3 separate regions of the Homo sapiens genome follow, and all the other regions are linked to region 2. A link is an interaction called in ENCODE POLR2A ChIA-PET data of the cell type or tissue named here. Cell type or tissue: MCF 10A. All regions are shown on one strand.

Region 1 (2,500 bases), 72 kb before region 2:
CTGGCACAGCTGGTCCTCTTGTTACAGGATGGAGGCTGTGGGGCAGATGAGAGCATAAGGGAGGTTTGGAGCTAAAGGGTGGCTGAGGTGCAGATGTTCTTTCTTCCCATCCCTGTTGAATTTCACCTCCATTTTAGGGAATGAGACTTAAAATCTCAAACATCATCCCACTACAGGCATTAACAATGGACCCTCCTGGCAATGTTTATACATTTGTAATATATGTTTATATATTAACCCATTGAAGAATTAAAATTATCATCATTATCCTCTTTTACAGGAGGAAATGGAGACAAAGAGAGCCAAGATTCAAACACAGGAAGCACAACAGAGCCCATGCACTTAATCTTCACACTGTGTTGCCTCATCCAGCCTGAATGGTTAGGGTCAATCTAATTATATATGTCATTCCAATAAATGACTTTTGTATAATAAAAGATAACGGATACATAAAACCCTCAGACAGTATTTTAAAGGCTGGAAAATTTGTGAATACAATTGCTGTTAGTTCAACCGGTGACAAAGAACTCAGTATCATAAACAGCATGTTAGGAAAAAGTTTCAACTTATCGAGACTACAAGTCATCTAATGACTATCAGTTTATTAGGAAATTATCAAAAGAGTTTGATTCCCAGCCAAACTGAATCCCTGCTTCTCTCCCATGTAACTCAGTTCCAAATCAAATGCACAGTCCAGTACATCTGAGCTTTTTGCCAGCAGAGAGGGGGCCCGAATGAGTTGCTTACTATGAGGCCACTTGGGGGGGGGGGTTTATGGACTGGAAACGGGAAGGAATGTGCTTAGTTTGCCGGCTGTTTTGGAGAATGCGTGATTTAGGTTGGCCTGGGACCTTGGCCTGGGACTAATTAGAAAGCTTGGCCCGGGACCTTAGCCTAGGACCTCGGCCGGGAATAATTAGGGGCTTAAGTGATGATTTGTAGAGGCTAGCGAATGAACCTCGCAAGTGAAGACACAAGAGCCCCTTTCTGAAGCTAAGACTCATCCCAGGATTGAAATGATCCCAAAGATTCCTCAAGAGTTGGAAGTTTACAAAGGAAGGAAGGGAGGAAAGAACCATCAGAATTTAATCCCTTCAAAAAAAGCCTGGGTTTAGAAAGAGGCCAGGGGAAAGACAGGAAGCGAGTACGGAAAGTGAGGTATTGCTGCAGTTTCGTTGAGGCGTAAAACGAATACACAGCGCGCTGGAGGCTCCGGCTCAGAAAAGTTTTTCGTAGAAGGAAAGACAAAAACGTTTCGTTACCCGGGAATCGAACCCGCGTTAACTGCTTGAAAGGCAGCTGTGCTCACCACTACACCACCAACGCGTCCCCGGTTTGGAATTTTAGAAATCTATATATAAGATAAGCAAAGCGTATGACTTTCCCGACCGTTCTAGCAGTGTCTTTTGTTTATGATCCTGAGGTTAAACATGCTAAGCCCTCCATTGGTGAGAACCGATTCTTATGAATCGGCCCCGCCCCACAAACGGCGGGGGGCGGTGAACGCAGAAGCCACTTGCTCTGGAAGCCGGAGGGCGGAGCCGGCTCACAGCCGAGAGAGAAAGCCGCAGTTGAGCACCGCCGGGGGATTTTCCTCCGCCGTCTTCTCTTCCCCCCCGCACTCCTCATGTCCCGTAGCTCCCAGCTCCGCAGCTGTTCGAGACTCCGCACTGGATCCGCCGGGTGTCGGATTCAGCAACAGTGATTGGTGCGGAGGATCCGAGGGAGACGGGCCGACACAGGGTCTACCTTGACATGGCTCGACCCCTCTACAGAAGCAGAGGGGCGCTCGAAGAGTCGCCAGGGAAAATGGAGCCTTAAGGTTTAGTTTGGGTAGTGAGGAAAGAGGAAAGAGCTGTCGGAGGCTGTTTCATTTTTCCCGCTTTGCGACAAGGTCTAGAGAGAGTTACAATTTTATTTGAAACAGTAAATAGACACATTAATGTGACCTGATAGCGTGCACCATCAGTATATGATAAAATTAGGAGAAATTAGGAAGTTTAGCAAAACGTGTGTCAGGATGGCCGAGCAGTCTTAAGGCGCTGCGTTCAAATCGCACCCTCCGCTGGAGGCGTGGGTTCGAATCCCACTTTTGACAACGTATGTTTTCCATCCTTACTTTTCCTCCTGATTTGAACCAACCAGCAATTATGTTTGAATTCTTAGAGAAAGACTTTTCGATCGGTCAACACTGCGTTTTATCCTGGGTATCTACATTTACGAAAATTATTTGTGCTTCTCTGCACATATAGAACTAAATCTATTTTTCCTGTATTGTAGGCTGGAGTCTGGTCTATGAAAACAGGGAGCAGTTGAGACTAAGTTTAACTTTGGACTCCAACTTCCCAGTGTCAATTTATCCATTCTTTTATTCAACAACAATGTGTTGAGCCCTTTCTGTGCGTCAAGCACACTAAGGCAGGCAGATACCATCTCCTTTGACTAAACAAGAGAACGCCCTCAACACAGGATCCTTTAATTTGCTCTACAGTCTTAGCTG
Region 2 (2,500 bases):
CTTCCCTTTGTCCAACATTGTAACAGAGATTGGTTTGGATTGGTAAGAAACACCCCCTCCTCCCAGCAACCATCTCACCACAACTCATATAAATTAGCCAGCTTGCTTTCCAAATCTTGCTGAGACAATTGGGCTAAGGAGGATTCTTATGGGAAGTATGGGATAGGAGGGTGAATAAGCATTAGAGATCGTTTTAGAGCATTGGGGCAGATAGGAGAAGGCACAGCTACACAGGAGGTAGAGGCCTGGGCAGAGGTAGAGGGTCAGCCTGATTGTATGAATTATGAGCTATATACCAAGACGATTCAAGCTAGATTGCATACATAAATATTACATAAGATTCCGACACGACACAGGTGCATTTGGAAACCTTGGACATTCAACTCACATTTATTTACTACCTACAATGTGCAAGCTTGAGTTCAGGTGCTGAAGATACCAGATGAACAACACAGGGTCATTCCCTGGAGAAGCTTTATTTCTAGTGAGAAAAACAGTTAAATAGGAAGAGAATGAAGAAAGGGCTGCAGAAAAGAGGCTTGATTTGGGGGGTGTGGTCATGAAGGATGAGTAGGAGTTCGCCAGGCAAAGAAGAGAAGAAAAGCCCAAGGTTCATAGGCAAAGATTCAAAAACCAGAGTGTGAGTTCAAGAAAGCAGTTTGGTTCTGTGTCGGTGAGGGAGAGGAAAGAGTTTCAGGGCCAGATCATGAAGGGCATTACCTTCCAAACTAAGGAGATCGTATCAGACCCTGCAATACATTGAGAGAGTTTAAGCAGACCAGGTTTGTACCGTATAGTATTTTAGAAGGATTCTCTCGCAACTACTTGATGGATGGACGGGACAGGAGAGTTGAAGACCAGAAGCCAAATAGGGCAGCAAGGCAGGATGCAGTAACCCAAAGGGAGCAATGAGGAAGTAACTGGCGGTGAGGCTGGAGAGGAAGGTGCTTAATCAACAAGGTATTTAGGAGGCCGACTCTCCAAGAATTGGCAGCCAGCAGTACACGGCGTGACTAAGGACCAGGTTCCACACATAGTGCCCGTTTTCTGAGTTAGGAAATAGAAAGGCAAGGCAGGTACAGGTTTGGTGGAAAGACAAACAATTCGTTTTGGTATTATTAGTACTTACTTCCTTTGGTCAGTAAATTTTCTTAAAGTGTCAGTTTCCATAACGTAATTGCCGTGGTTAAGCAGCTAAGAGTTATCACTACAACCCTAGTCGGAAAAACCAAATACCTCAAAATTACCCGTACAGCACTAAGGCAGAAGAGGACATTGGGAACCACACAACGCGGAGGTCTGCTACCAGAGCTCCCTGCGGTTAGCACCGCGGCTGGTTTTGAGCGCCAAGGCCCCAGCGCTCCCAGCGGATAGCATCGCACGCAGTTTTTTCAGTCAAAGTTTCAAAAACCCAGGGTTCACAAAATGCGACTTCCGTCCCTGGGTGGGATCGAACCACCAACCTTTCGGTTAACAGCCGAACGCGCTAACCGATTGCGCCACAGAGACGGGCGTTGGCGATTTTGGCTGCCAAGTCACTTCACTGAAGAAAAAATGCTCAGCACTCACGTCTCCAAAAAAATTGAGGTTGATTTGAAACCAGTGACACAATTAGCTTTCCGTGCTTCAGGGCGCGGCTCATAGCCCTGAGCGAGGCAGGTCTTTTTTCTGCGCTAGCACTTGCCTAGATCTGGAGCAGGACTCAGCTTCCAGCAGAAGAGGTTGAGAAAAGGAGAGCAGAAGAGAATGCAGGAACGAAGGGTCTTCGGGGAATCCAAAATGGATGCTCTCTGTGGGTTCGGGGGTTCCGTTGATTTTGGTCAGAGAAGTACGACGATAAGCTTTTTTTGCTGATGTAGACAACTTATGTATGCATGTGCACACGTTTAGTGCTGACTCATAATAAGCTTATTATCGTGAGCATTAAAAATATTTTCTTTCAGGTCCAATCACGTCCAGCAAAATGTGATGTCTAAGTAAGTGAGTTTTGTGTTACAAAATTAGTCTTCAACCCACGCTGTTTTGAAAGGTTTCTACCGGCATATTAGACATGCAGACAGAACACGGAGCTTAAAAAGCCTGTAACATTCCAATTAATGGTATTCAGCTTGGAAATAAAAAATATTTTTTAAAAAATGCGTGCAACTTAAGGACTTTCATGCTGACATATCCAGATCCAAATATCTGAGGACAGAGACCCCTAATTCCACCACCATCGACCTAGGGAACCTCGTCAGTGCTGGGTCTAAAAAGGCTTTTTTTTTTTCTTTAATTCATATGTATATATACTTTATTCATATATATATATACTTTAAGTTCTAGGCTACATGTGCACAAGGTGCAGGTTCGTTACATATACATGTGCCATGTTGGTGTGCTGCACCCATTAACTCGTCATCTACATTAGGTGTTTCTCCTAATGTTATCCCTCCCTCCTTCCCCCACCCACGACAGGTCCCGGTGTGTGATGTTCCCTACCATGCACACGTATGTTTATTGT
Region 3 (2,500 bases), 81 kb before region 2:
GAGAAGCTTTATTTCTAGTGAGAAAAACAGTTAAATAGGAAGAGAATGAAGAAAGGGCTGCAGAAAAGAGGCTTGATTTGGGGGGTGTGGTCATGAAGGATGAGTAGGAGTTCGCCAGGCAAAGAAGAGAAGAAAAGCCCAAGGTTCATAGGCAAAGATTCAAAAGCCAGAGTGTGAGTTCAAGAAAGCAGTTTGGTTCTGTGTCGGTGAGGGAGAGGAAAGAGTTTCAGGGCCAGATCATGAAGGGCATTACCTTCCAAACTAAGAAGATCGTATCAGACCCTGCAATACATTGAGAGAGTTTAAGCAGACCAGGTTTATACCGTATAGTATTTTAGAAGGATTCTCTGGCAACTACTTGATGGATGGACGGGACAGGAGAGCTGAAGACCGGAAACCAGATAGGGCATGCAAGGCAGGATGCAATAACCCAAAGGGAGCAATGAGGAAGTAACTGGCGGTGAGGCTGGAGAGGAAGGTGCTTAATCAACAAGGTATTTAGGAGGCCGACTCTCCAAGAATTGGCAGCCGGCAGTACATGGCATGACTAAGGACCAGGTTCCACACATAGTGCCCGTTTTCTGAGTTAGGAAATAGAAAGGCAAGGCAGGTACAGGTTTGGTGGAAAGACAAACAATTTGTTTTGGTATTATTAGTACTTACTTCCTTTGGTCAGTAAATTTTCTTAAAGTGTCAGTTTCCATAACGTAATTGCAGTGGTTAAGCAGCTAAGAGTTATCACTACAACCCTAGTCGGAAAAACCAAATACCTCAAAATTACCCGTACAGCACTAAGGCAGAAGAGGACATTGGGAACCACACAACGCGGAGGTCAGCTGCCAGGGATCCCGGCGGTTAGCACCGCGGCTGGTTTTGAGAGCCAAGGCTCCAGCGCTCCCGGCGGATAGCATCGCACGCGGTTTTTTTCAGTGAAAGTTTCAAAAACTCAAGGTTCACAAAAGTGGGACTTCTGTCCCGGGGTGGGAACGAACCACCAACCTTTCGTTTAACAGCCGAAGGCGCTAACCGATCGCGCTACAGAAACGGGCGTTGGCGACCTGGGCTGCCAAGTCACTTCACTGAAGAAAAAATGCTCAGCACTCTTACGTCTCCAAAAAATTTGAAGTTGATTTGAAACCAGTGACACAATTAGCTTTCCGTGCTTCAGGGCGCGGCTCACAGCCCTGAGCGAGGCAGGTCTTTTTTCCGCGCTAGCACTTGCCTAGATCTGGAGCAGGACTCAGCTTCCAGCAGAAGAGGCTGAGAAAGGGAGAGCAGAAGAGGATGCAGGAACGAAGGGTCTTCGGGGAATCCAAAATGGATGCTCTCTGTGATTTCGGGGGTTCCGTTGATTTTGGTCAGAGAAATACGACGATAAGCTTTTTTTGCTGATGTAGACAACTTATGTATGCATGTGCACACGTTTAGTGCTGACTCATAAAAAGGTTATTGTCGTGAGCATTAAAAATATTTTCTTTCAGGTCCAATCACGTCCAGCAAAATGTGATATCTAAGTAAGTGAGTTTTGTGTTACAAAATTAGTCTTCAACCCACGCTGTTTTGAAAGGTTTCTACGGGCATATTAGCCATGCAGACAGAACACGGAGCTTAAAAAGCCTGTAACATTCCAATTAATGGTATTCAGCTTGGAAATAAAAAATATTTTTTAAAAAATGCCTGCAACTTAAGGACTTTCATGCTGACATATCCAGATCCAAATGTCTGAGGACAGAGACCCCTAATTCCACCACCATCGACCTAGGGAATCTCGTCAGTGCTGGGTCTAAAAAGCCTTTTTTTTCTTTAATTCATATATATATACTTCAAGTTCTAGGCTACATGTGCACAAGGTGCAGGTTTGTTACATATGTATACATGTGCCATGTTGGTGTGCTGCACCCATTAACTCGTCATTTACATTAGGTGTTTTTCCTAATGTTATCCCTCCCCCCTTCCCCACCCACGACAGGTCCCGGTGTGTGATGTTCCCCACCCGTGCACACGTAAGTTTATTGCGGAAATATTCACAATAGCAAAGACTTGGAACCAACCCAAATGTCCATCAATGATAGACTGGAGTAAGAAAATGTGGCACATATACACTATAGAATACTATGCAGCCATAAAAAAGGATGAGTTCATGTCCTTTGTAGGGACATAGATGAAGCTGGAAACCATCAGTCTAAACAAACTTTCGCAAGGACAGAAAATCAAACACCGCATGTTCTCACTCATAGGTGGGAATTGAGCAATAAGAACACTTGGACAAAAGCCATTTTCTATACTGCCCAAGACCCAGGGCCTCTCCATAGCCTCCACACAGAATCTCCTTTCTTTCTGCCCTGCCATCCTCTGTCATCAGTGGGCTCCAGTTTAGTTGCAGGTGGAAGTTTTCAATGATGTTTAGTGAAATGAGAAGACATGCAAACATAGATATGCATATGCAGAAATTATATATGCATATATGTTTATGTGTACACATATTTTATATCTTATGTAA

The links. ChIA-PET counts read pairs that join two places held together with the same protein. Peaks named below come from ENCODE experiments on the same cell type or tissue, not always from the same donor. Only the 100,000 strongest peaks of a DNase experiment are listed, where the experiment ranks them.
Region 1: POLR2A ChIA-PET joins it to region 2 with 11 read pairs; 4 of 35 experiments call an interaction of 5 or more read pairs at or near these places.
Region 3: POLR2A ChIA-PET joins it to region 2 with 11 read pairs; 2 of 35 experiments call an interaction of 5 or more read pairs at or near these places.

The regions. Positions count from the first base shown.
Region 1 is chr1:161,611,544-161,614,043 of GRCh38, reverse strand. It overlaps TRL-CAA6-1 (tRNA-Leu (anticodon CAA) 6-1), which reads left to right and starts at 2,015; the gene lies at 2,015-2,098. RefSeq lists enhancers at 1,076-1,125, 870-1,563, 1,564-2,258. In MCF 10A, no CTCF peak of the experiment used is centred here; DNase peaks (open chromatin) are centred at 1,413 and 1,855.
Region 2 is chr1:161,539,250-161,541,749 of GRCh38, reverse strand. TRN-GTT1-1 (tRNA-Asn (anticodon GTT) 1-1) reads right to left here and starts at 1,509; the gene lies at 1,436-1,509. RefSeq lists a silencer at 1,304-1,533. In MCF 10A, no CTCF peak of the experiment used is centred here; a DNase peak (open chromatin) is centred at 1,559.
Region 3 is chr1:161,620,220-161,622,719 of GRCh38, reverse strand. No RefSeq gene overlaps it. Among named protein-coding and RNA genes, the nearest start is that of TRL-CAA6-1, 9.4 kb to the right of the region's middle. In MCF 10A, no CTCF peak of the experiment used is centred here; DNase peaks (open chromatin) are centred at 1,039 and 2,239.